Regions from separate parts of the Homo sapiens genome. Here region 2 is linked to region 1. A link is a loop called in an ENCODE intact Hi-C map of the cell type or tissue named here. Cell type or tissue: dorsolateral prefrontal cortex. All regions are shown on one strand. Links, peaks and the distances in the headings refer to the core of each region. The heading gives the core; the rest is flanking DNA.

Region 1 (8,000 bases), core at 1-8,000:
AGAAGGGAGGACTACTTGAGTCAGGAGTTTGAGGCCAGCCTAGAAAACATAGTGAGACCTCTCTCTAAAAAAACAAAAACAAATTTAAAAAAAAATGTAATTAAGAGAACAGAAAGTTCTAAACAGGATTCTTACACTTTGTATAAAAAGAAGCTTGAGGCCAGGTGTGGTGGCTCATGCCTGTAATCCCAGCACTTTGGGAGGCTGAGGCAGGTGGATCACCTGAGGTCAGGAGTTCAAGACCAGCCTGGCCAACAGGGTGAAACCCTGTCTCTACTAAAAATACAAAAAAAATTAACCGGGTGTGATGGTGGGCGCCTGTGATCCCAGCTACTCGGGAGGCTGAGGCAGGAGAATCACTTGAACCCAGGAGGCAGAGGCTGCAGTGAGCCGAGATCATGCCATTGCACTCCAGCCTGGGCAACAAGAGCTTGACCCCAGGAGGCAGAGGGTGCAGTGAACCAAGATCGTGCTGTTGCTGTTGCACTCCAGCCTGGGCAACAAGAGTGAGCCTCAAAAAAAAAAAAAAAAGAAAAAAGAAAAAGAAGCTTGAAAATGAAAAAATATGAAGTCACTTCATTCAAACTACTATGGGTTTACCTTCTGCTTCCGTAAGGACCACATGACCACTATGAGTGGATTTTGTTACTGTGAACCAGGTCTATAACTGTATGTTATTTGCATGCATGTGTGATTTGTGAGTTCAATTCTAAAATCTGTGATGAAGAAGTCTATTTGAAAATCGAATTCTCCATCCCCTGGCACTTTATTTTGTTTGTTCATTTTTTTTTTTTTTTTTGAGATGAGGTCTTGCTCTGTTGCCCAAGCTGGAGTGCAGCGCTAGGATCATACCTCACTACAGTCTCAAACTCCTGGGCTCAAGTGATCCTCACACCTCAGCTTTCCAGTAGCTAGAACTACATGCACACACTACCACACCTTGGCTAAACTTATTTTTTGTAGCGATGGGATCTCGCTATGTTGCCTAAGCTGGTCTTGAACTCCTGGCCTCAAGTGATCTTCCCATCTCAGCCTCCCAAGTTGCTGGGATTACAGTTGTGAGCCACTCTACAGGCTTTCCTTTGGCATTTTGACCTAAGATCTTGCAGTGGTAAAAATAACAACGGCTTTTTGTTAAGTATACTTTTTCTTTCTAGATTAAGAAAATAAATCTCAGAGATGTTAAATAATTTTCCAAAGGTGATTTAAGTAGATAATGACAGAACCTCTTTCTAAAAAGCTAGAAAATCAAACATCATTTTCCAGGACTTCTAGGGAAAAGGGGGGACTTGAGAAGCTAGTTGCATTTATTCCCATATTTACTTCACAGACCAGGTCTTGGATATTGGCTTCAAAAATTATAAAAATAATAAAAATAAATGTTTTTTGGAAAAAATTTAAACCACCTAGAAGTGATTGGAGTGAAAACAAAAATCTGGAGAAAGTTAATATATGTCTACAGCACTGCTGTGCATTAGAACTCTCTGCGATGTGGGAAATGTTTTATATTTGTGCTATTCAATACAGTAGCCACTAGCTAGTTTAAATTTAAATGTAGCTAATAGCCACATGTGCCTTGGTGGTATCATACTGTGGACAGGGCAGCTCTAGAGAATAAACCCACCCCTACCTGAGAGTGAGGCCATCTCTTTAACCTAGCCCTAGGGCTTCCTTTGAGTTCAACCTTGGTTTTGTAGGTATAGGCTGGAGATTTATTTTATTTATTTAATTGTACTTTTTGAGACAGGGTCTCACTCTGTCACCCAGGCTGTAGTGCAGTGGTGTGATCATGGCTCACTGCAGTCTTGACTTCCCCGCTTCAAGCGATCCTCTCACTTCAGCCTCCTGAGTAGCTGGGACTATAGGCACACATGTGCTACCATGCCTGGCTAATTTTTAAAATTTTTTGTAGAGACATGGTCTTACTATATTGCCCAGGCTGGTCTCAAACTCCTGGGCTCAAACCATCTTCCTGCCTTAGCCTCCTAAAGTGCTGGGATTACAGGTATGAGCCACCACGCCAGGCCAAGGCTAGAGATTTAAATAACTCAAGTTCAACTTAATAACATAAATAATTCAAGTTAATGAACACCTATTATGTGAGAAGTACTATCCAAGGTCCTATGGGGGGTAGGAAGGTGAAAAGGACTTGCAACTACCCTTAAAAAGCTCAGGGAACCATGTTAAGGAATAAAAAAGCCCAGAAGTGATTCTTATGCTGGGACCAAAAGGGAAGCTCCATAGGCTGGAGCTTTTGAGCAGGCTCTTGAATTCCATTAGCCCAGCTTTCTGGAGGATGATGAACAACAAATACTGGCTGTGGGGTAAGAGAGGGTGGTAATATAGTAAATAAAACAGAGGGGGCAGTACAGTTTTAGTTCAAATCCTGGTTTTGCCATCTACTATTATCTTTTTTTTTTTTTTTTTTTTTTTTTTGAGATAGAGTCTCGCTCTGTCGCCCAGGCTGGAGTGTTGTGGCACGATCTCTGCTCCCTGCTGCCTCCCGGGTTCAAGTGATTCTCTTGCCTCAGCCTCTCGAGTAGCTGGGATTTCAGGCACGCACCACTGTGCCTGGCTAATTTTTGTATTTTTAATAGAGACGGGGTTTCACCATGTTGGCCAGGCTGGTCTTGAGCTCCTGACCTCAGGTGATCCGCCTGCCTCAGCCTCCCAAATACTATTATCTTTGTGACCTTAGGAAATCTACTTAACCTCTCTGAGTCTCAGCTTTCTCATCAGTAAAAAGTGGTCAATAACAATACCTAGGTCAGAAGATTAAATGAGCAGATTAACTTTCTGGCTCATAGTAAGCATTGAAAAAGTGTAAGCATCCGTTGTTATTGTTGTTATTAGTATATCAGCTACCATACCTAAAAAATAATGCCAAGGTCAAACCAGAACCAGATCTCTTGAATGGGCTAAATGACAGAGCAGAGTGGCCACAGACACAACAGACCACTGTGTGGAGCTGGAATGCTATGGAGATGGAATGCAACTGGCTGGAATGTGCCCTGGGTGGTGGAGAGATCAGTACTGCCTTCTTTCTAAAGACACTCAGATACCTGAGTGCTCCGTATCCGCTAAGTAGCAAGTTGAGTCTGACATTTTTGTTTCCATTTTTAAGATGCTTATGGTCATAAATTAATTTAGGCCTATAGGCATATTGGAATTATAAGAAGAAGAAATGGAAAACAGAAGCCAGGGCCAGGGGTTCGATTTCTCAGTATCATCATGCCAAGGGCTGAGGTGCTAATGTGAGAAAGGTGGGTAGCTTGAAGAGGATGGGCTGGTACACAGATGCTGTCCGCAAGGCTCCATTATACACAAGGGCCTCTAAGGGCAGCTAGGCTGTTTCCCCTCCGGGCTCCAGAGGGCCCCACTCACCATCACAGTCAAAGAGTGCAAACACCACATCACACACGTGGTCTGAGAGCTCCACTTTAGCCACTGTCCTGGCCACCTGCTGCATGGTCACTGAAAAAAGAAAGAGGTGCATTAGCACAGCAGAGGGATTTTCATTTTGCTTTCTCTGATTCAGGGGATAAAACGACTCAGTCATAATACAAGTTTTCAACTGCATTTAAGTCACATTTAAGAAAATGATAAGTTAGGCTGGCCACAGTGGCTCATGCCTGTAATTCCAGCACTTTGGGAGGCCGAGGAGGGTGGATCACCTGAGGCCAGAACTTCAAGACCAGCCTGGCCAAGATGGTGAAACCCTGTCTCTACTAAAAATACAAAAAATTAGCCGGTGCCTGTAATCCCAGCTACTTGGGAGGCTGAGGCAGAGAATTGCTTGAACCCGAGAGGCGGAGGTTGCAGTGAGCTGAGATCACGCCACTGCTCTCCAGCCTGGGAGAGTGAGACTCCGTTTCAAAAAAAAAAAGAAAAAATGATAATTGAGTTTTTATTCATAAGCTCCCTCCTTTTCACCTCAAGTTCTGTTCTTTTCTACTGCTGCTACAGTTTAGGAGGTATATATAGTTAATTAAGAATGCCTAGGCTGGCCAGGCGCGGTGGCTCATACCTGTAATCCCAGCACTTTGGGATTCCGAGGCAACATGGCGAAACCCTGTCTCTACAAAAAATACAAAAAATTAGCCCGGCATGGTGGTGTGCACCAGCTACTTGGGAGGCTGAGGTGAGAGGATAGCTTGAGCCCAGGAGGCAGAGGTTTCAATGAGCTGAGATGGCGCCACTGTACTGGAGTAACACTCTATGTAACAGAGTGAGACACTGTCTCAAAAAATAAAAAGTGCCTGATATTCAATTTATAGACAGAAAGTAGATTAGAGGTTATTGTGGGCTGAGGGGAATGGGGAGTTACTGCTTTATGTATACAGAATTTCTGTCTGGGGTGATGGAAAAATTTTGAAAATAGTGATGATGGTTGTACAACATTGTGAATGTAATTAATGTAATTCCACTGACTTGTATATTTAAAAATGGTTATAATGGCACATTTTATGCCATATATATTTTTATATTTATATATATATTTATAGAAATATATAAATGGGTGGTGGGAACAAGGAGGCTTGTCTGTGGTGTGAGTACACTAAGGCTTCACGCCTTGGTGGGTGAATGACAGCTAAGTGCCTGCACAGTGAGCCCTCCCTGCCCAACTCTGTCCCTCCTCCCTACTGGTTTTGCACCAGACTTCTTCCAACTGAGCCCATTGGTATATGCACTGGCCCTTGTCTTAACAGTTCAGGATGCGTATCTTTCTTTTTTTTTTTGAGACAGAGTCTTACTCTGTCCGCCAGACTGGAGTGCAGTGGCACGATCTCGGCTCACTGCAACCACTGCCTTCCGGGTTCAAACAATTCTCCTGCTTCAGCCTCCCAAGTAGCTGGGACTACTGGTGCCTGCCATCACGCCTGGCTAATTTTTATATTTTTAGTAGAGATGGGGTTTCACCATGTTGGCCAGGGTGGTCTTGAACTCCTGACCTCAGGTGATCTGCCCACCTCGGCCTCTCAAAGTGCTGGGATTACAGGGGTGAGCCACCACACTCAGCGGGCCCGGCCAATAGTTCAGGATGCATATCTTTCTTTTAAAAAATATATATTTTTAGACCTCAGCAAAAAATCACTTTTCTCTTGCCGTTTTCTCTTTCCCAGACATTCACCGTCAAACACTAGCAATTATGTTAGAATTGGGTTCTCATGAAAGACAAGACAGGAAGGACGAGGCAATTTCCACTGCCTTCTCTCTCATTTATCCTCAAACCTGGTCTAGCTACACCTATAAATCATGTTATTGCTTCTGGACACATTCTTAAGTGAGGTAAAATATGAGGGAAAGAAAAGGATTAATTTCCATTTATGCTGGTAATGAAGAGCTCTCTATAATCATCACATTAGATTCATCCAGAAGCCAAGTGAACTTAAACTAGAACCACTGTGCCTTGTTTATCGCATTCCTATAATTTCAGTTCCTATTATCAGCCCATCTTGTCATTTTTTGCATTTGATCTTTCACTTTGCCTCTATCACCTCCATATATTTACCCGATACGGTTTAGATTTGTGCCCCCACCCAAATCTCATGTCAAATTGTAATTCCCAGGCCAGGCGTGGTGGCTTACACCTGTAATCCCAGCACTTTGGGAGGCCAAGGCTGATGGATCACCTGAGGTCAGGAGTTCGAGACCAGCCTGGCCAACATGGTGAAACCCTGTCTCTACTAAAATAAATACAAAAATTAGCTGGGCGTGGTGGTGCGCACCTATAGTCCAAGCTACTCAGGAGGCTGAGACATGAGAATCACTTGAACCTGGGAGGCGGAGGTTGCAGTGAGCCAAGACTGTGCCACTGCACTCCAGCCTCGGTTACAGAGCGGGACTCTGTCTCACAAAAGCAAAACAAAAACAAAAAAACCCTGAAAATCCAAAAACAAATGGTAATCCCCAGTGTTGGAGGAGGGGCCTGGTAGGAGGTTACTGGATCATGGGGGCAGATTTCCCCCTTGCTGTTCTCATGATAGTAAGCGAGTTCTCATGAGATCTGGTTAAGTGTGTGGCACCTCCCACCTCTCTCTCTTCCTCCTGCTCTGGCCATGTGAGACGTGCCTCCTTCCTCTTCGCCTTTCACCAGGATTGTAAGTTTCCTGAGGCCTCCTCAGCCATGCTTCCTTTACAGCCTGTGGAACTGTGAGCCAATTAAGCCTCTTTTCTTTATAAATTACCCAGTCTCAGGTAGTTCTTTATAGCAATGCAAGAATTAATTAATACATCACCACAGTGCCCCCAACATCAGCAGATGCAAACACTGGAGCAATGCAGAGGAGCAAGGTAATGCGGTAGAAAACAAGGCTTGGAGTAACGGGACCTGGGCTCCAGTTCTGGCCCCACCACCAACGTGCTGTGTGACCCGGATGGAGTCACTTGATCTCTTTAGATTTAATTTTCTCATGTTCAAGTGGAGGGATGCCACCAGACAACTGCTGAGGCGGCTTACTAGCACAAAGAAGGGTTTATTGGTGTCATCTAGAATCTGAGGGTGAGGTTGGGGTGGAAATATCCCATCTTTTCTCCCAGGATCTGAGTTAGGGTGAAGAGGAAATTAACATTCTTTGGTACTAAAAGACTGAAGTATAAGATATTGTGGTGGATATTCATGAGATGTGTGTTGGGAAATCTACAAGACTATAGCGCTCTAGAGTTTAGAAATTTAGCCTCACAAATCTAGATACTTGATTTGGCTCAGGAAAAACTTATTCCTGCTAACTAAACTGTCCACAGAAGGAACAGAAATCAGGCCAATTTGCAATAAGAATAGTAACTGTTAAGAGAACTACAATGATGACAGCTGGTCATTATACTTCTCAGTAGGAAAGCTACTAAGGAAACCCCATTCACCTCAGAAGATTAACCTCAAAAGATTACTCAGTGAAAACAGAATGAGATCAGAAGGAACTGGAAGCGCTTAAACTGTGATTGCCTACAGCTTTACTCTTTGCTGCCACAGAAATGTGTCCTGAGAAGGGGATCGGAACCTGTTCTGTATTAGATAAACATGAACACTTTCTGTTAACCATTCCTTTTTCTGCATTTCACATCAACCTTAAGCTTCTGACTTCCTTTTCTCTTTCCCAGTTCTTCCATTCTCTCAGGGCACAGCCTTCTGCAATTGTCTTGATATTTCAAGTACTCATCTTCTCCCCATGAAGATGGTGCCCTTTCCTGTAAATAAACCATTAATTAAATAATACTCAAGGATGTCAGTGAGAGCTCTTGACAATTTCTAATGAGAGGCTCATTAAATTGGTATTAAGTGGTTGTAGAATAGGGACTTCTGGAGGCCTCCAGCAAGAATGCCTCATTACAGATGCCATCTCTTCACAGAAAGTTATAGATTATGTTCCATCTCACATGGAGAGGGCTCTGGTGTCCTTCCTACCATAGGAGGAAGAACTAGGGCTGCTAAGTTATTGTAGCCCAAACCACTGGGATGTTAGCCAGCAAACAGCCTAGCTGGGGTCCCCTTTCCTGGTACAAGATCCTCATTATAGGCCCCTGGGGTATGAATCAGAGTCGTGCAGGAAGCCAACATTTAATAGCTGGTGAGCTGTCAAACTAGGAGCACCTGGGATGAGTGGGATGACGGCAGATTACAAGCCAAGTGCTTGACAGCTGGTCCTGAGAGTTGGTTCATTCATATTTGCTTCCAATATCTCTGAATCCAGTCATAATCACAGCAAGCAGAACAAGTTTTCCTCCCAGATCTCAACTTTTTTATGCAGACCAGTTGTTGGTACTGGAATTCTGGCCTCCCTATTTGATGATGCTGACTGATGGTTGGGATTCCAGCTCCCAATCTGAAAGATGTCTACAGGGAGCATGAAGGCACCCCAGCGAAGGCCTAGCTTTCTAAATACTACGTATTTTTGTACAAATCTGGCCCAGCTGCCTGAACAAAGGGTTTAAGTGCGATTGGGTGATTCCTATTAGATTGGGATGGGAGAGAATTTGTAGAAGTGGGCTCAACTAGTACTCAA
Region 2 (17,418 bases), core at 3,147-11,146, 200 kb after region 1:
GACTTCAGCCTGGAATAAACCACTGTCAAGCCCAGCTGAGCCAGCTGAGCACAGCTGACCTGTAGAATGCTGGTGAGAAATAAATGTGTGTAACTGTAAGCTGCAAAGATTTGGGTGTTGTTTGTTGCCCCATCAATAGCCAACTAATTCAGCATCCAAGATAATTACTGGGAAGTTCTTATTCTTTTTTTTTTTTTTTTTTTTTTTGAGACTGAGTCTTGCCCTATCACCCAGGCTGGAGTACAGTGGCGCAATCTCGGCTCACTGCAACCTCCACCTCCCGGGTTCAAGCGATTCTCCTGTCTCAGCCTCCTGGGTAGCTGGGATTACAGGCACACGACAACCACACCTGGCTAATTTTTGTTTTTTTAGTAGAGACAGGGTTTCACCATGTTGGCAAGGCTGGTCTCGAACTCTTGACCTCAAGTGATCCATCCGCCTCGGCCTCCCAAAGTGCCGGGATTACAGGCATGAGCCACCGCGCCTGGCTGGGAAGTTCTTATTCAACAAAAATTTATTAAATTCATACTGTATATACATCCCTATGTGAGACCCAGAAAGCCAAAAACTATCTACATTCTAATTAAACAAGATAAATACAAAACACTTTTAAAACAATACATTTCTAAAATCATATATATGCATATATATATATATATATATATATATATATATTTTTTTTTTTTTTTGAGATGGCGTCTCACTCTGTTGCCCAAGCTGGAGTGTGGTGGCATGATCTCAGTTCACTGCAACCTCTGCCTCTCGGATTCAAGCAATTCTCCTGTCTCAGCCTCTTGAGTAGCTGGGACTACAGGCACATACCATGATGCCTGGCTAATTTTTGCATTTTTAATAGAGATGGGGTTTCATCATGTTGGTCAGGCTGGTCCCAAACTCCTGACCTCAGGTGATCTACCTGCCTCGGCTTCCCAAAGTGCTGAGATTACAGGCGTGAGCCACCACACCCGGCCTAAAATTATATCTTGAAGTATAGAAATATTATGATAGAAATGACAGAAAACTACAAATAAAAAAGATAAAGTTGAGACTGGGTTAGTCAGCAAAAGCTTTTGTTTAGTCTTAAGCCTCAGAATGGTGTAAAATTTTGATTAAGTCAGAGAAATGTTGAGACACCCCCAAAACCATAGGATCATTTCGGGCACCTCCATCCAGAGAATTAATGTAAATGATTTTTTTCCCTCTAGATTATGACCTTCAGGGCTCAGTATAGTACCTCACTGTTTTAATGCACCAGATGGGCTGATGGAAGAAGAGGCATTTCTTTACAGTCCCACTTTTTTGTAGAGGTAATTCATTCAAATTATACAAAGAATCCATGCCCCCTTTGATTTTTCTCAAAGCACAGTTCACTGATTCCTAAATTTTTGTGTGTGTGTTTTGAGATGGAGTCTTGCTCTGTCGCCAAGGCTGGAGTACAGTGGCATGATCTTGGCTCACTGCAACCTCTACCTCCTGGGTTCAACCAATTCTCCTGCGTCAGCCTCCCAAGTTGCTGGGATTACAGAAGTGTGCTACCATGCCCAGCTAATTTTATATTTTTAGTAAAGACGGGGTCTTACCATATTGGCCAGGCTGGTCTCGAACTCCTGACCTCAAGTGATCTGCCCGCCTTGGCCTCCCAAAGTGCTGGGATTACAGGTGTGAGCCACCATGCCCAGCCCACTGATTCCTAATTTAAACTACTTTGCACTTTGTACATATCTTCCTATGGCATACGTAATTTTTTCTCCCCTTGCCTCAAGGCCCAAATTATTTTTTTTTTCAAGTTGTAAACACATAGTCTAGCACAGGACTTGTTACATTATTAGTGCTTAAAATACTTAACCATTTTACTTTCACATGTCTGTGTACAAACTATACAGGTACTTGCTCCTAACATTTAAGTATACTCTAAGTTCCTAATTTACTTAGAAAACTGTCTTCTATTATTTGGATTCAAGTCAGGTTAGACTACTTAGGCATCTCCTAAAATCAATGAGCTGGTTACTATTAACTCTTCCCTGGGACCTATACCTATAATCTCTTATGTAAACTTTGCTCCTAGCTCCCTTCATCCAATCTAGGTCCAATTTTGAAATTGGACCTAAATCTTGCCCTCATATAGACAAAATGGAAAAACTGTTAATCTTTTCTCCTATTTTCCATGACCTAAGCTTTAATAACACAATTCTTATATCCTTCCCCAATCCCAGAAATCATCTCATTTTATTGCACATACTCTAGCAAAATCCAGCACCCAGGAGGCTGTCCATTATATTTTCTTCCTGTCTGGCAACTTCTGATTTTTTTTTTTTTGGTTCATTTCAAAATTAACATTTCTCAAATCCACATGTACACTCACATAAATAGCACTGCTCTTCGCTACAGCAAAAATGAGCACTAAACTAAAACATGCATATCTGGAGGAAACATTATTCATCACTGACAACAGAAAGAACAGACACTTGGAAGTTTTCAATGTTTAAAATAAATAACAGCCAATTCAAAAGTTGGAACAGGATGAGTGCAGTGGCTCACACCTGTAATCCCAGCACTTTGGGAGGCCACGGCGGGCAAATCACTTGAGGTCAGGAGTTCGAGACCAGCCTGGCCAACATGGTGAAACCCTGTCTCTACTAAAAATACAAAAATTAGCTGGGCCTGGTGGCAGGCGCCTGTTATTCCAGCTATTCAGGAGGCTGAGGGAAAAGAATCACTTGAACCGAGGAGGCGGAGGTTGTAGTGAGCCGAGATTGTACCACTGCACTCCAGCTTGGTTGACAGAGTAAGACCCTACCTCAAAAAGCCAAAAGTTCTAACAGGCAAGGGGTATATAAGCCTGGAAGATAAATTTACAACATCTGATCAGATGTAGAGAACAGCTAGACATATGATCAACTAAGTAAGCCACAATCACTTGAGAAGGACCTTTGAATGCCAGACCAAGAATTTAGAGCATATGTAAAATAGGAAGCCACTCAAGTTCTTTAATAGGAAGAGATCATGGTAAAAACGGGTTAAAGCATTATCAGTCTATCTATTAGCAGTGCATGGAATAAACTGCAAAGAAGCAAAGGCAGAGAGAGCTGACAGGAAAGTGATGAGTACAGCCAGAAGGCATTAATAACCTAGGTATTGGGTGATGAGTGCCTAGATTATAAGTGTAGAAATAAAAAACAGAATCAAACAAAAAATTTCCAAAGAAAAACAAAATGTAGTTGGGCATGGTGGCACACGTCAGCTACTTAAAGAGGCTGAGGTGGGAGGATAGCTTGAGCCCAGGAGTTTAAGTCCAACATGGGCAACATGGTAAAACCCCACCTCTAAAAAAAAAATAATGATAAAGACATTGGTATCAAACACATATTAATATCTAATTGCACAGGAGATATGGAAGATAAAAAGGAGAAATAAATTAAAACAATAACAACAACACTAGGTACTATGGTAAAAAAAAAAAAACAAACACTAAGTAGTATGGCAGAAATCCAATGATCCAAGATCTGGTCTCAACTGTACTACTCAACAGCTAGCTGTATATACTAAAGAAGCTCATCCCTCCTCCTTGGGAAAAAAGCTCACTCACTGGTAAAATGAAAGAATTGCGTAGGTGAGCTTAGGGTTCCTTTTATCTCTTTAGCACTCTCATATCTTTGGTAGAAAACACTATAACAAAATTTAATTAATTTCATTTAGGAGAAAAGACTAAGATCATATAAAGTATTCAAGATTTATTAGTTTGGGCAATCCATTTCTATATGCTATGGCTCTAGGGGATTTCAAACTTTGAAAGTTCTGAGTTTTACCAACTCAGACCCAGATAAGTTATGTGATTTCCTCATAGCTAATTAGTACAAAAACCTATAACAGATCCTTGCATTTTTGACTCCCAAATAAACTTAATGAGAAAAACCTGTTTAATAACTGTTCTCAGCAGAAAAAATATAACAGCCACACTCTAAAAGTAGATCAAATGCCCAACTACAGAAAAATAAATGATGCTATAATAACATAATGGAATGGAATGTAAATATTAAAAATGATAATAATAAAATATTATTAAAATATTACTTCACAAACCAACAGAAAGTTGGGTAAAGATATAAAAAGACAGTTGGAAAAGAAAAATGGCTCCGAAAACTGTGAAAAGATACTTAATCTCACTCATAATAAAATAATGCAAATTAAACCTATACTCAGATACTTTTCACCCATCAAACGGGCAAAAATCAAAAAGTTTGAAAACACATTTGTTGACAATGTTGCAGAATGGCACTACTGATGAACATGCAAATCTGTACAATTTATGGTGGGCAATTTGGTAATTTGCATTAAAATTACTCATATAATCTGCATATACTGGCCTAGAAATTCCACTTCTAATAATATACCCTACTGATGTACTTGCACACTTGTGAAATTATGCACATGTATATGGTGCATAATTATTATATCATAGTTTATAATAGCAAAACACTAAGAACTACCCCAATGTTCACCAAGAGAGATTGGTTAAAGTATGATAAATCTATATAAAGCAATACCACATAGCAATAAAGAGAATGAGAAAACTTTATGTAAAAACATGAAAAAAGTTCATAGTGTTATCTTTTTAAAAGCAATAGGCCAGCCGCAGTAGCTCATGCCTGTAATCCCAGCAGTTTGGAAGGCCAATATGGGAGGGTCACTTGAGTCCAGGAGTTTGAGACCAGCCTGGGAAACATAATGAGACCCCCATCACTACAAAAAAAAAAAAAAAAAAAAAAAAAAAACTAAGGCAACATATGGAATACCACATACAGTATGCCACCTTTCATATAAAAAAGGAGAAAATAAGAACGCATATGTACTTATTAAGTAACAACACACTCACAAAAAGTAATAGTAGTGGTGCTGGTGGGAGTTGGAAATAAGATAACATACAGAGAGATTTTTATGATATGCTATTTCATTTGAAACAAAATTTATGTATTTATCCATGCAAACAAATGTACAGTATTTCATATTAGCATTTTCATTTAAGTTTAAAGGAAGAATATAAGGTAATATGCACATGCCAATTAAACTTTGTAAAATATATAATCACATGGTTAATTTTTTATTTATAAATAAAATTTAAATTAGGCAAATAAAATTTAATGCTCCCCTAGGGATTTTATTTAAACTTTTTCATTTAAGTAAAAATAAAGGCAGGCCCAGAAGGCAGTTGTTGCATTCCCCTCAGCCAGGAACTGTCACTTACCAGCCCCACCACTGAGCTCAGGCCCAATAATGTCTCAACAATCAAGGCACATTATGGCAAGCTTCCCTAGTGAGATAAACTTTATGTAAATCAAGCTCATATCCTTTTATTTTGAGTACTGGCACATTCTTACACAAATTAGCAAACTATTACAATTCCAGACCATATCCTTATCCTGACTTAAAATTTCTGCTTGCCTTTTTATATTTGATTTACCCCCTTATATTTCTGACCCCTGACAACTGCACATTTAGAGAATGACTACTTGGCTCTTCCAATCCTTGCACTGGCCTAAATAAACCTCTCCTGTACTATTAACCAACTATTACCCGACACTGTTGTTGAAAGCAGCACCTGCTAACTCTGTGGCCAAGAAACATATCTGAGATCTACCCAGATCTGGCCACCAATTAAAGTGAGAACTCAGTTAAATAAAATGTCAGCCGGGCGTGGTGGCTCACGCCTGTAATCTCAAGTACTTTGGGAGGCTGAGGTAGGTGGATCACCTGAATTCAGGAGTTCAAGACCAGCCTGACCAACATGGTGAAATCCCATCTCTCCTAAAAATACAAACATGGTAGCACATGCCTGTAATCCCAGCTACTCGGGAGGCTGAGGCAGGAGAATCGCTTGAACCCAGGAGGTGGAGGTTGCAGTGAGCTGAGATTGCACCATTGCACTCCAGCCTGGGCAGCAAGAGTGAAACTCCATCTCAAAAAAATAAAATAAAATAAAAAATAAAGATGGGGAAATAATGAGATAATAATGATAATAATGATTTATTGGACATTATGCAGGTTTTTGTGTGGCACAAGCAAGAAGAGTATGTCAGTCTAAAAAAAAGATACTAAGGAAAATTATCCCCAAATATGTTGAATTTATTCGGGAATGAGAAATGAGAATTATAATCTAGAATGCATGGGATGGCAAGTCACCAGCGTATCCAGTGAGGAAAGGATAAAGGGAAGCTTTATTAGGAAACAGGCAGAGATTCACTTAAGCTGCTTAGAAACAGAGTTCACTTGTTCCAGAGGCCCAAAGCCATTGCTGTTGTTAGTTCACTGGTGGAGATGCCATTACTGGGCAAGTGTTCTTTTGAGAGCACTGGACAAGTGCGCTCAAAAAAAGGACTAGGTTTATTACTAGTTGTAAAGAATGTCTAGTAATAAACCTTCTCAAAATAGGAGATGCCCGGATGATGTCAAAGAGTTTCTTGTGGGATTTTTAGAAAGTTCCTGAAAATGGTTCTGTCTTTTCTCTCTCTCTCAATTTTTACGGAGATGGGGTCTTGCTGTATTGCTAAGGCTAGTTTTGAACTCCTTGTCTCAAGCAATCATCCTGCCTCAGCATTCCAAGTCCATGGGATTACAGGTGTGAGCCACCATGCCCAACTTTTTGGAAACACTCATCTCACACATGTAAGCAGCAGTCTCCTCTGTCTGTGGCCTTCCTGGCCCTATTTTGTTTGGATCTAACAAAAGTGATTCATCCTAATATCTGTAACTTTCACAAATATTTGTATTTTTTTACATTTTTAATAGCTTTAATTGTACAAATAATATAAAAATAAATTTTCATTGTCTAAAATGTTACACAGAAGCACAAAAAAAGAGTAAGTCTTCTTCAAATAAAGGCATACCTCATTCTATTGTGCCTCACTTTATGATACACTTCATGGAGATTGCATTTTTCACAAATTGAAGGTTTGTGGCAACCCTGTTTCAAACAAGTCCATTGGTGCCATTTTCCCAACAGCATACACATACTTTGTGTTTCTGTGTCACATCTTGGTAATTCTTGCAATATTTCCAACTTTTTCATTATTACTGTATTTGTTATCATGATCTAGGATCAGTGACCTTTGGTGTTACTATTTTAATTGTTCTGAGGCACCAAAAACCATGCCCAAAGATGGCAAACGTAATTGGTAACTGTTGTGTGTGTTCTGCTTCACTCACCCGTCATTTCCCCGTCTCTCTCCCTTTCCTCAAGCCTTCCCATTCCCTGAGACACAGTAATATTAAAATTAGACCAGTTAACAACCAACCTTACAAGGGCCTCTAAATGAACGTTCAAGTGAAAGGACAAATTTCACACATCTCACTTTCAATCAAAAGCTAGAAGTGGGCCGGGCGCGGTGGCTCACGCCTGTAATCCCAGCACTTTGGGAGGCTGAGGCGGGTGGATCACCTGAAGTCAGGAGTTCGAGATCAGCCTGACCAACATGGCAAAACCCCATCTCTACTAAAAATACAAAAATTAGCTGGGCATGGTGGTGGGAGCCTGTAATCCCAGCTATTCGGGAGGCTGAAACAGTAGAATCTCTTGAACTTGGGAGGCAGAGGTTGCAGTGAGCTGAGATCGTGCCACTGCACTCCAGCCTGGGCAACACAAGTCAAACTCCGTCTCAAAAAAACACCAAAAAAAAAAAAAAAAAAAAAAAGCTAGGAATGATTAAGCTTATGAGGAAGGCATGTCAAAAGCCAAAGGCCAAGATAGGCCAAAAGTTAGCCAAGCTGCAAATGCAGAGGAAAAGTTCTTGAAAAAAATTAAAAGTGCTACTCCAATGAACATAAGAATAAAAGAGTGAATCAGGCTTACTGCTGATGTGAGGCAGATTTTAGTGGTCTAGACAGAAGATCAAATCAGCCACAACATTCCCTTAAGCCAAGGCCTAATCCAGAGAAAGACCTTAACTCTCTTCAATTATATGAAAGCTGAGCAGTGAGGAAGCTGCAGAAGAAAAGTTTGAAGCTAGCACAGGTTTATGAGGTATAAGGAAAGAAGTTGTCCTCATAACATAAAAGGTGCAAGGTGAAGCAGCAAGTTATCCAGATCTAGCTAAGATCATTTGATGAAGGTGGCTACACTAAACAAGAGATTTTCAGTGTAGACAAAACAGCCTTACTAGGAAGAAGATGCCATCTAGGACTTTCACAGCTAGAGAGAAGTCAATGCCTGACTTCAAAGCTTCAAAGGACAGGCTGACTCTCTTGTTAGGGGCTAATGTACCTAGTGACTTTAAGTTGAAGGCAACGCTCATTCATCATTCTGAAAATCCTTAGGATCCATAAGAATTATGCTATATCTCACAATTTGCAATTGCAAAAAAAATATGGAACTGACCTAAATGCCCATCAACCAACAAGTGGATAAAGAAAATGTGGTGTATATACACCATGGAATATTACTTAGCCATAAAACAAAATGAAATAATGGCTTTTGCAGCAACTTGGATGGAGCTGGAGGCCATTCTTCTAAGTGAAGTATCTCTGGAATGGAAAACCAAATATTCTATGTTCTCACTAATAAGTGGGAGCTAAGCTATGAGGGCACAAAGGCATAATAATGATATAATGGACTCTGGGGGCTCTGGGGGGACAGGTGGGAGGGCAGTGAGGGATAAAAGACTACATATTGAAGCCTGGGCATGGTGGCTCATGTCTGTAATCCCAGCACTTTGGGAGGCCGAGGCAGGCAGATCACCTGAGGTCAGAAGTTCGAGACCAGCCTGACCAACATGGAGAAACTCCGTCTCTACTAAAAATACAAAATTAGCCAGGCATGGTGGCACATGCCTGTAATCCCAGCTACTCGGAAGGCTGAGGCAGGAGAATTGCTTGAACCCGGGAGGCGGAGGTTGTGATGAGCTGAGATTGCATCACTGCACTCCAGCCTGGGTGACAAGAGCTAAACTCCGTCTCAAAAAAAAAAAAAAAAAGTATACAGCCATACCACCCTGAAAGCACCCAATCTCATCTGATCAGTAGAAGAAGTCATTGCATATGCGGAGGAAACAGCAAGAGAACTAGAATTAGAAGTGGAGCCTGAATAGCACACTGGAATTCTAATTCAAAAGTTGCAAGTTTCAGTCCTGCTAGCGTCAAAAAAATTGTTTTTGTAAATTTCAATTAAAAAAATTTTTTTTAAAGTAAAGCCTGAAAATGTGACTGGATTGCTATGATCTCATGGCAAAACTTGAATGGATGAAGAGTTCATCCATGTTCATACAGCAGCCATCAACATGGATGAACTTTGTTCTTCTGGATGAACAAATAAAGCGGTTTCTTGAGATGAAACCTACTCCCAGTGAAGATGCTGTGAACATTGCTGAAATGACCATAAAGGATTTACAATATTCCATAAACTTTGTTGATAAGGCAGCAGCAGGGTTTGGGAGAACTGACTCAAGTTTTGAAAAAATTTTGAAAGAAATTACCTGGGTAAAACACTATCAATCGGCGTCCTATGTTACAGAGAAATCTTTTGTGAAAGAAAAAGTCTATTGATGCTGCAAACGTCATTGTTGTCTTTTTTTAAGAAATTGCCACAGCCACCCCAGTCTTCAGCAACCACTACACCTGATTAGCCATCAACATGGAGGCAAGACCCTCTATCAGCAAAAGGACTGTCACTTGCTAAAGGCTCAGATGATTGTTACCATTTTTTAGCAATAAAGATTTTTTTTTTGAGATGGAGTCTCACTCTATCACCCAAGTTGGAGTGCAGTGGCATGATCTTGGCTCACAGCAAACTCTGCCTCTGGGGTTCAAGTGATTCTGCTGCCTCAGCCTCCAGAGTAGCAGGGATTACAGGCATGTGCCACCATGCCTGGCTTTTTTTTTTTTTTTGTATTTTTAGTAGAGGTGGGGTTTCACCATGTTGGCCAGGCGGGCCTCGAATTCCTGACCTCAGTTGATCTGCCTGCCTCAGCTTCCCAAAGTACTGAGATTACAGGTGTGAGCCACCATGCCTGGCCCAATAAAGTATTTTTAATTAAGGCATGTACACATTTTTTTTGCTGTTGTTGTTGTTGTTTTGAGACAGAGTCTCGCTTTGTCACCCAGGCTGGAGTACAGTGGTGCAATCTTGGCTCACTACAGCCTCCACCTCCCAGGTTCAAGCGACTCTCCTGCCTCAGTCTCCCGAGTAGCTGGGACTACAGGCACCTGCCACCACACCCGGCTAATTTTTGCATTTTTAGTGGGACGGGGTTTCACCATATTGGCCAGGCTGGTCTTGAACTCCTGACCTTGTGATCCATCCGCCTTGGCCTCCCAAAGTGCTGGGATTACAGGTGTGAGTCACCGCGCCCAGCCTGTTTTTTAGATATAATGTTACTGCACACTTCATAGACTACACTATAGTATAAACATAACTTTTATATGCACTGGGAAACCAAAAAATTCATATGACTTGCTATTTTGCGACATTAGCTTTATGGCAGTGGTCTGGAACCAAACCTGCCATGAGGCACACCTATACCTAAAATACCATCACTCTCCCTAGAAGTAACCTCAGAAAGCAGTTTAGTAAACATCTTTCCTGAAATTTTTCTATGTATTTACATATAAATAATATTGTACATTGTCTTAGTCTGTTCTGGCTGCTGTGACAATACACCTTATACTGGGTAATTCATAAACAACAAAAAATTATTGCTTATAGTTCTGGAGGCCGGGGAGTCCAAGATCAAGGCACCAGCAGATTCTGTGTCTAGTAAGGGCCTGTTCCGCATAGACACAGGCTTCTCATGGCTTCCTCACTTGGTGGGAGAGGTAAGGCAGCGCCCTTTGACCTCTTAAAGAGCACTAATCTCCTTCAATACCAACATTACAATTTACCCTTTCCACCAGTGTATCAGTGAACTCCTGTTCCTGTATTAGATACAAGTTAAGCAACCCTAATCCACAAATCTGAAATGCCCTAAAATCCAAAACTTTTTGAGTGCTGCCATGGTGTTACAAGCAGAAAATTTCATACCTGACACATTTTTTTCATTTTATTAATAGTATGTTTTTTTTTACCATTAAGTACATATGTGTGAATAGGCATAAGATGATTGCTAATTGGTAGCATATAAATTCAGAGTCAGCAACAATGGTTATGCCAAACAACCACAGAATGTCCACATAGGTGGATGCAATCTCATGATAACAAGGTGACACCTATGCTTCTGATGGCTCAGTGTATATAAACTTTGTCTCATGCAAAAAAATTATTAAAAATATGGTATAAAATTACCTGCAGGCTATATGTATAAGGTGCATATGAAACATAAATGAATTTTGTGTTTAGACTTGGGTCCTATCCCCAAGACATCTCATTATGTATATCCAAATATTCAAAAATCAAAAAAAAAAAAATCTAAATGTTTCTGGTCCCAAGCATTTCAAATAAAAGATAATCAACCTGTGTCATCAATCTTTTTCATTTATATGACAGATTTAAAAAATGCCATCTAAATTAATTTGTATATTTGCTTTAGTAAGAGAATTTTATAATCTTTATTTTTCAAGAGTTTATCACTGTTGTTGTGAGAGCTACTGGAATATTAAGTTATATTTATTTTACTTAATTCCAGTCTATTCCCAGCCCTGAGGCATCATCTTTTCTTCATTGTAAAAAGTGGGACATTGTTTTCAATGTAAAATAATATGTCTAGGTATGATGTAATTAATACCCACTATTCCATCCAATGTTATTTTTTAGTGGAATGTTATTTTTATTAAACAACCCCACCCCACTCTACTCACCCAAAAAAGGTTAAAACATTCTCAACTTAAACCATTTCAATACTTTTCCAATTCAATCTCAGCTGTACCACTACTGACTGGAAAGATTTTCATCCAAGCTTTTGCTGATTTATTTATTTATTTAATTAATTAATTTATTTATTTATTTATTTTGAGACAGAGTCTCACATTGTCACCCAGGCTGGAGTGCAAAGGCACGATCTTGGCTCACCACAACCTCCACCTCCTGGGTTCAAGTGATTCTCCTGCCTCAGCCTCCTGAGTAGCTGGGACTACAGGCATGCGCCACCACACCTGGCTAACTTTCGTATTTTTTGTAGAGATGGGGTTTCACCATGTTGGCCAGGTTGGTCTTGAACTCCTGACCTCAGGTGATCCACCCACCTCAGCCTCCCAAAGTGCTGGGATTACAGGCGTGAACCACTGTGCCCGGCCAAGCTTTTGCTTTCTAATGGCTGATTATACTTTCAAAATACTTGAATAAATTATCCATTCATTTCCCTATGGAAAACAATGATTTAATCTAAACAGCAACAAGGTTCTCAAAAATATTCCAGAAGTTTCATCTTCACAAATTACTGGAAAACATAATTATTATTCTGCCACATTTACCTTTGAAAACAGAAAAAAAAAGACAACAGAAAATCTGAATGAATTATAATAGCAAACAAGATGCCAAACTCCACACTAAAAATTACAGTATGCCCAATTCAACTGAGGAGTAGTGACATAATTACCTTAGTGCTCCACAACACAGATGGATGCACTTTTTCTTAATCTATTTTATTAAAACTGCAACCTAGAACAACTTATTAAATACACACTAGGCAATAGTGCAAACATAAACAAATGCATTTATTTCACTGATACGTGCAATGCTGCTTTTTTGCAAAGGGCGTATATTATCACAAAACATTTGCCATCTATGATAACAATAGCTGCCATGAACCTAGGAGAAAAGTGAAAAAAGTTAGCATCTGTTATGCCTGTATTTAAGACTTAATGAGGCCAGGCACAATGGCTCACACCTGTAATCCCAGCACTTTGAAAGACCAAGGCAGGCGATCACTTGAGGTCAGAAGTTTGAGACCAGTCTGGCCAACATGGTGAAACCCTGTCTCTACTGAAGTACAAAAATTAGCTGGGCATGGTGGTGCCTGCCGGTAATCCCAGCTACTCAGGGGGCTGAGGCAGGAGAATCGCTTGAACTTGGAAGGTGGAGGTTGCAGTGAGCCGAGATCACACCACTGCACTCCAGCCTGGGTGACAGAGCAAGACTGTCAATTAATGCATTTGAAGTTACTACCAACAGAACTAACAAGAGTTACTGCTCAATTAAACTAGAGTAAATACAAAAAACTTAGCTTATCATTCTAGTTCTACTACCAGCCACCCATTGACCAGTAAAAGCCTTCTTCACTGAGACTATATTCTGGAAGATGCAGGGCACTGGTGCATCTTTTTATTTTGTCTTAGAAAAAGACTTTCTAAGTCCTTTTCCGGTTCTAAGAGTTCATTTCAGAAAAATAAAATATAAAGGTACTTTGTACATTTTGGAGAAACAAGGTCATCCTGAGTGTTTTTGTTTTTTGGTTTTTGTTTTTCAGATGGAGTTTTCACTCTTGTTACCCAGGCTGGAGAGCAATGGCGCGATCTCAGCTCACTGCAACCTCTGCCTCGCAGGTTCAAGTGATTCTCCTGCCTCAGCCTCCCTAGTAGCTGGGATTACAGGCATGTGCCACCACGCCTGGGTAATTTTGTACTTTCAGTAGAGATGGGATTTCACCATGTTGGTCAGGCTGGTCTTGAACTACTGACGTCAGATGACCCGCCTGCCTCAGCCTCCCAAAGTGCTGAGATTACAGGTGTGAGCCACCATGCCCAGCCCTGAGTGGTTTTTAATGAGACAGTATCCTATATTAGTCTCATTCATTTAAGCAAATCATAATCTAAAATGTCCAATTGTCATTATTTCATTCAGATCATTATTTATTGAGCAAAGTATTTTGCGAGGACACAGCAAGAGGCACAAAGATGAACAAGACATAGTCTTTGCCCACTAACACCTTATAATTTAGTAATGAAGATAAAACAACTATTCAAATAACCATAATGTGGCTGGGAGCAATGGCTCATGCCTGAAATCCCAGCATTTTGGGAGGCCAAGGTGGGTGAATTGCTTGAGCTCAAGCAATCTTGAACCTTGTCAGGTTCAAGACCAACCTGGACAATATGGCAAAATTTTGTCTCTACAAAAAATTTAGTTTTTTAAAATTAAATTTAAAAAAATTACTTGGGCATGGTGGCACAAGCCTGTATTCTCCACTAGTCAGGAGTCTGAGGTGGGAAGATCACTTGTGCCCAGGAGGTCAAAGCTACAGTGAGCGAGCCATGATCATGCCACTGCACACCAGCCTAGATGATAGAGCAAGACCTTGTCTCAAAAAAAAAAAAAAGAACCACTGGGCATTGTGGCACGTGCCTGTAGTCCCAGCTACTCAGGAAGCTGAGGCAGGAGGATCATCTGAGCCCAGGAGTTCTGGGCTATAGTGTGCTACATGACCATCGAGTGTCCACAATAAGTTCAATATCAATATGGTAACACCAACAGGTTGCCTAAGGAGGGGTGAACCAGGCCAGGTTAGAAACAGAGCAGGCCAAAACTCCCATGCTGACCAGTAGTGGGACTGGGCCTGTGAACAGCACTGCAGTCCATGCTGGGCAATGTAGCGAGACCCTGCCTGTTAACAAAAAAGAAAAAACAAAAATAGCCATAATACAAGGCAGAAAAAAAAAAAAGCAAGGGCTACAAGAACATATTAACAGGGATTCAATTACATTAGGTTGGGAAGTGGAAAGGGCTCAACATAGGCTTCAAGGAAGATTTACTTAGGGTAGGAAAGCGCTAACTATTCTTCACAAAATAGTTTGGCTGAATGCATTTTTTTTTTTTTTTTGAGACAGAGTCTTCCTCTGTTGCCCAGGCTGGAGTGCAGTGGTGCCATCTTACCTCACTGCAACTTCCGCCTCGCAGGTTCAAGCGATTCTCCTGCCTCAGTCTCCCAAGTAGCTGGGACTACAGCTGTGTACCACCACACCTGGCTAATTTTTGTATTTTTAGTAGAGATGGGGTTTCACCATGTTGGCCAGGCTGGTCTTGAACTCCTGACCTCAGGTGATCCCCCTGCCTTGGCCTCCCAAGGCATGATTACAGGTGTGAGCCACCTCGCCTGGCCTGAATGCATTATCTTAGAGCCCTCTAACATTTTATTGCTAGATGATAATACATACATGAAATTATTCGAGGAATGGGATAAGCTACTAGAAATACAATGTGTACTGTACAACTAAGATACTGCTCAAAACATAACACTATATTAGATTTTAATTATGCCAAATCATTTTTTAAACATCTCTATAGCTTTTTTAGATGAAATGAATATTTCAAGTTCTTCATTGAAGACACTAGAATGACTGCCAAAATACAGTAGAGATTAATGTTCATGTCCAGAAAAGATACATTTCATAGCTTAAAGTGACATTAGTGACACAATAAATGAGAAAAGCTCACACTTCAGCTAAGCCTGTTCTGAGAAGTGAGTATCTTCCAATAGCAGAGAAAGCTATTTTAAATGATCTGGATGAGAATGTAAAGTTAATTTAAGTTACACAAGTCTCTACAGTATAAAATGATAATTGTAGAAACAAGTATCATCTCACAGAAATGTTAGATTTGAGACAGAAGCTTTGCACATGTTCTGTTAAGGAAAGATGCTATCAAAAAGCAGGTCAACATTCCACAGTACTTCACCTTCTGATACTCTCTGAAACAGTCCTTTATCCACCAAGAACCTCCATGGTTCACCTTCTTAAAACACCATACAGCCTTTTTACTGCAACAATAAAACCTGAAACTTAACGTCTGGTGAAGGAAGAAGTAGTAAAGGGTGAAAATCTGCCCTTCCAAATAACTGCACAGAAAAACAAAATATGGAAAAGAAAAAGAAAAAATAACCAAAGATACACTTATTTAAAGCAAAAACCAACCATTCAGGTAATTACAGAAACAATGATGTCTAAAACCTCTATAATGTATTAATGTGTTCAGATCATAAATAAGGTTTCAATATGTAAAATTTCCATAAAATATCATCTCCAATTTGATTTTCAAGTCTCGGAAATTAAGTAGCTATAGAGCTTTAATAGTTAATACATACTTTTTTTTTTTGGAGACAGGGTCTCGCTCTGTTGCCCAAGCTGGAGTGCAGTGGTGCAATGATGGCTCACTGCAGCCTCCACCTCCTGGGCTCAAGCAATGTTCCCACTTCAGCCTCTGAGTAGCTGGGACTACAGGCACATGCCACACACCTGGCCATTTTTTGAAGCGCTGGGGTTTCACTATGTTGCCCAGGGTGGTCTTGAACTGCTGAGCTCAAGTGATCTGCCTACCTCAGCCTCCCAAAGTGCTGGGATTATACGTGTGAGCCACCATTCTGGACCTAATAAATACTTTTTAATGTACCTAAGAGCCATTAAAAAACTACAGGATGAAAAAATGAGCTATCAATAAGGAAAGTTTAAACACTGCTCCAAAGGAAATTACAGCCAAGAAAGTATTGACTTGCACAAGGAAAAGGTCAGGGTGGGTAGAAGCAAAAGGACAGAGGAATAGTCTGGAAGAAAGCATTTGTGGAAAACCATTTTTTACTCTCCACCTCTCTCAAACATCTTTGGTTTTAGGTTTTTTTTTTTGTTTTTTTTTTTGAGACAGAGTTTCCCTCTGTCCCCCAGGCTGGCGTGCAGTGGTGCAATCTTCACTCACTGCAACCTCCACCTCCCGGTTCAAGCGATTCTCACCCCTCAGCCTCCCGAGCAGCTGGGATTACAGGTGCCCACCACCATGCCCAGCTAATTTTTGTATTTTTAGTAAGTTCATTTTTTATCTAAAGCTAAGATACATTTCAACTTCAAACCCTGTTTTAGAGTTCAAACATTTTATCCTCACTTTGTATACCTTGTAGCAACATCAGCAGTGACAGAATCTTAGTATATAACATAAAATTTCATTTTAGGCCAGGCGCGGTGGCTCACGCCTGTAATCCCAGCACTTTGGGAGGCCGAGGCAGGCAGATCACCTGAGGTCAGGAGCTCGACACCAGCCTAGCCAACATGGTGAAACCCTGTCTCTACTAAAAATACAAAAATTAGCCAGGCATGGTGGCGTGTGCCTGTAATCCCAGCTACTTGGGAGACTGAGGCAGGAGAATCACTTGAACCAGTGCACTCCAGCCTGGGCGACAGAGCAAGACTCTTTCTCAAAAAAAAAAAAAAAATTCATTTTAAATGTTTCTGTTTAAACAATTCTTACTATAGGGTTAATCCAATAAGGTGCTGTTAACCAGTTAACCAATATAGTAATCCCTCAGTATCTGCAAGGGATAGGTTCCAGGACCCTCATAGACACCAAAATCCCAGATGCTCAAGTATCTTATGTAAAATGGTATAATATTTGCATTCAAACTATGCACATCCTGTCATATACTCTAAACCATCCCTAGATAACTTATAATACTTAATACAATGTAAATACTACGTAAATAGTTATTATACATTGTATTTTTAATTTGTATAACTTTTCAT

Evidence for each region. Hi-C counts contacts between places; a loop is a spot of excess contacts. Peaks named below come from ENCODE experiments on the same cell type or tissue, not always from the same donor. Only the 100,000 strongest peaks of a DNase experiment are listed, where the experiment ranks them.
Region 2: a loop joins it to region 1, with 2.9 times the contacts of the local background. A loop is called at or near these places in 25 of 110 quality-filtered maps.

The regions. Positions count from the first base shown.
Region 1 is chr10:72,372,399-72,380,398 of GRCh38, forward strand. MICU1 (mitochondrial calcium uptake 1) reads right to left here. Exons shown (of 12, transcript NM_001195518.2): 11 at 3,385-3,474. Among named protein-coding and RNA genes, the nearest start is that of DNAJB12, 21 kb to the left of the region's middle. In dorsolateral prefrontal cortex, for the core only: a CTCF peak has its summit at 3,343 (motif pointing right); DNase peaks (open chromatin) are centred at 2,985 and 3,363.
Region 2 is chr10:72,568,564-72,585,981 of GRCh38, forward strand. The region is part of intron 1 of MICU1 (mitochondrial calcium uptake 1); the gene reads right to left. It also overlaps the pseudogene RN7SL840P. Among named protein-coding and RNA genes, the nearest start is that of MICU1, 49 kb to the right of the region's middle. In dorsolateral prefrontal cortex, for the core only: no CTCF peak of the experiment used is centred there; no DNase peak of the experiment used is centred there; H3K27ac peaks cover 703 bases.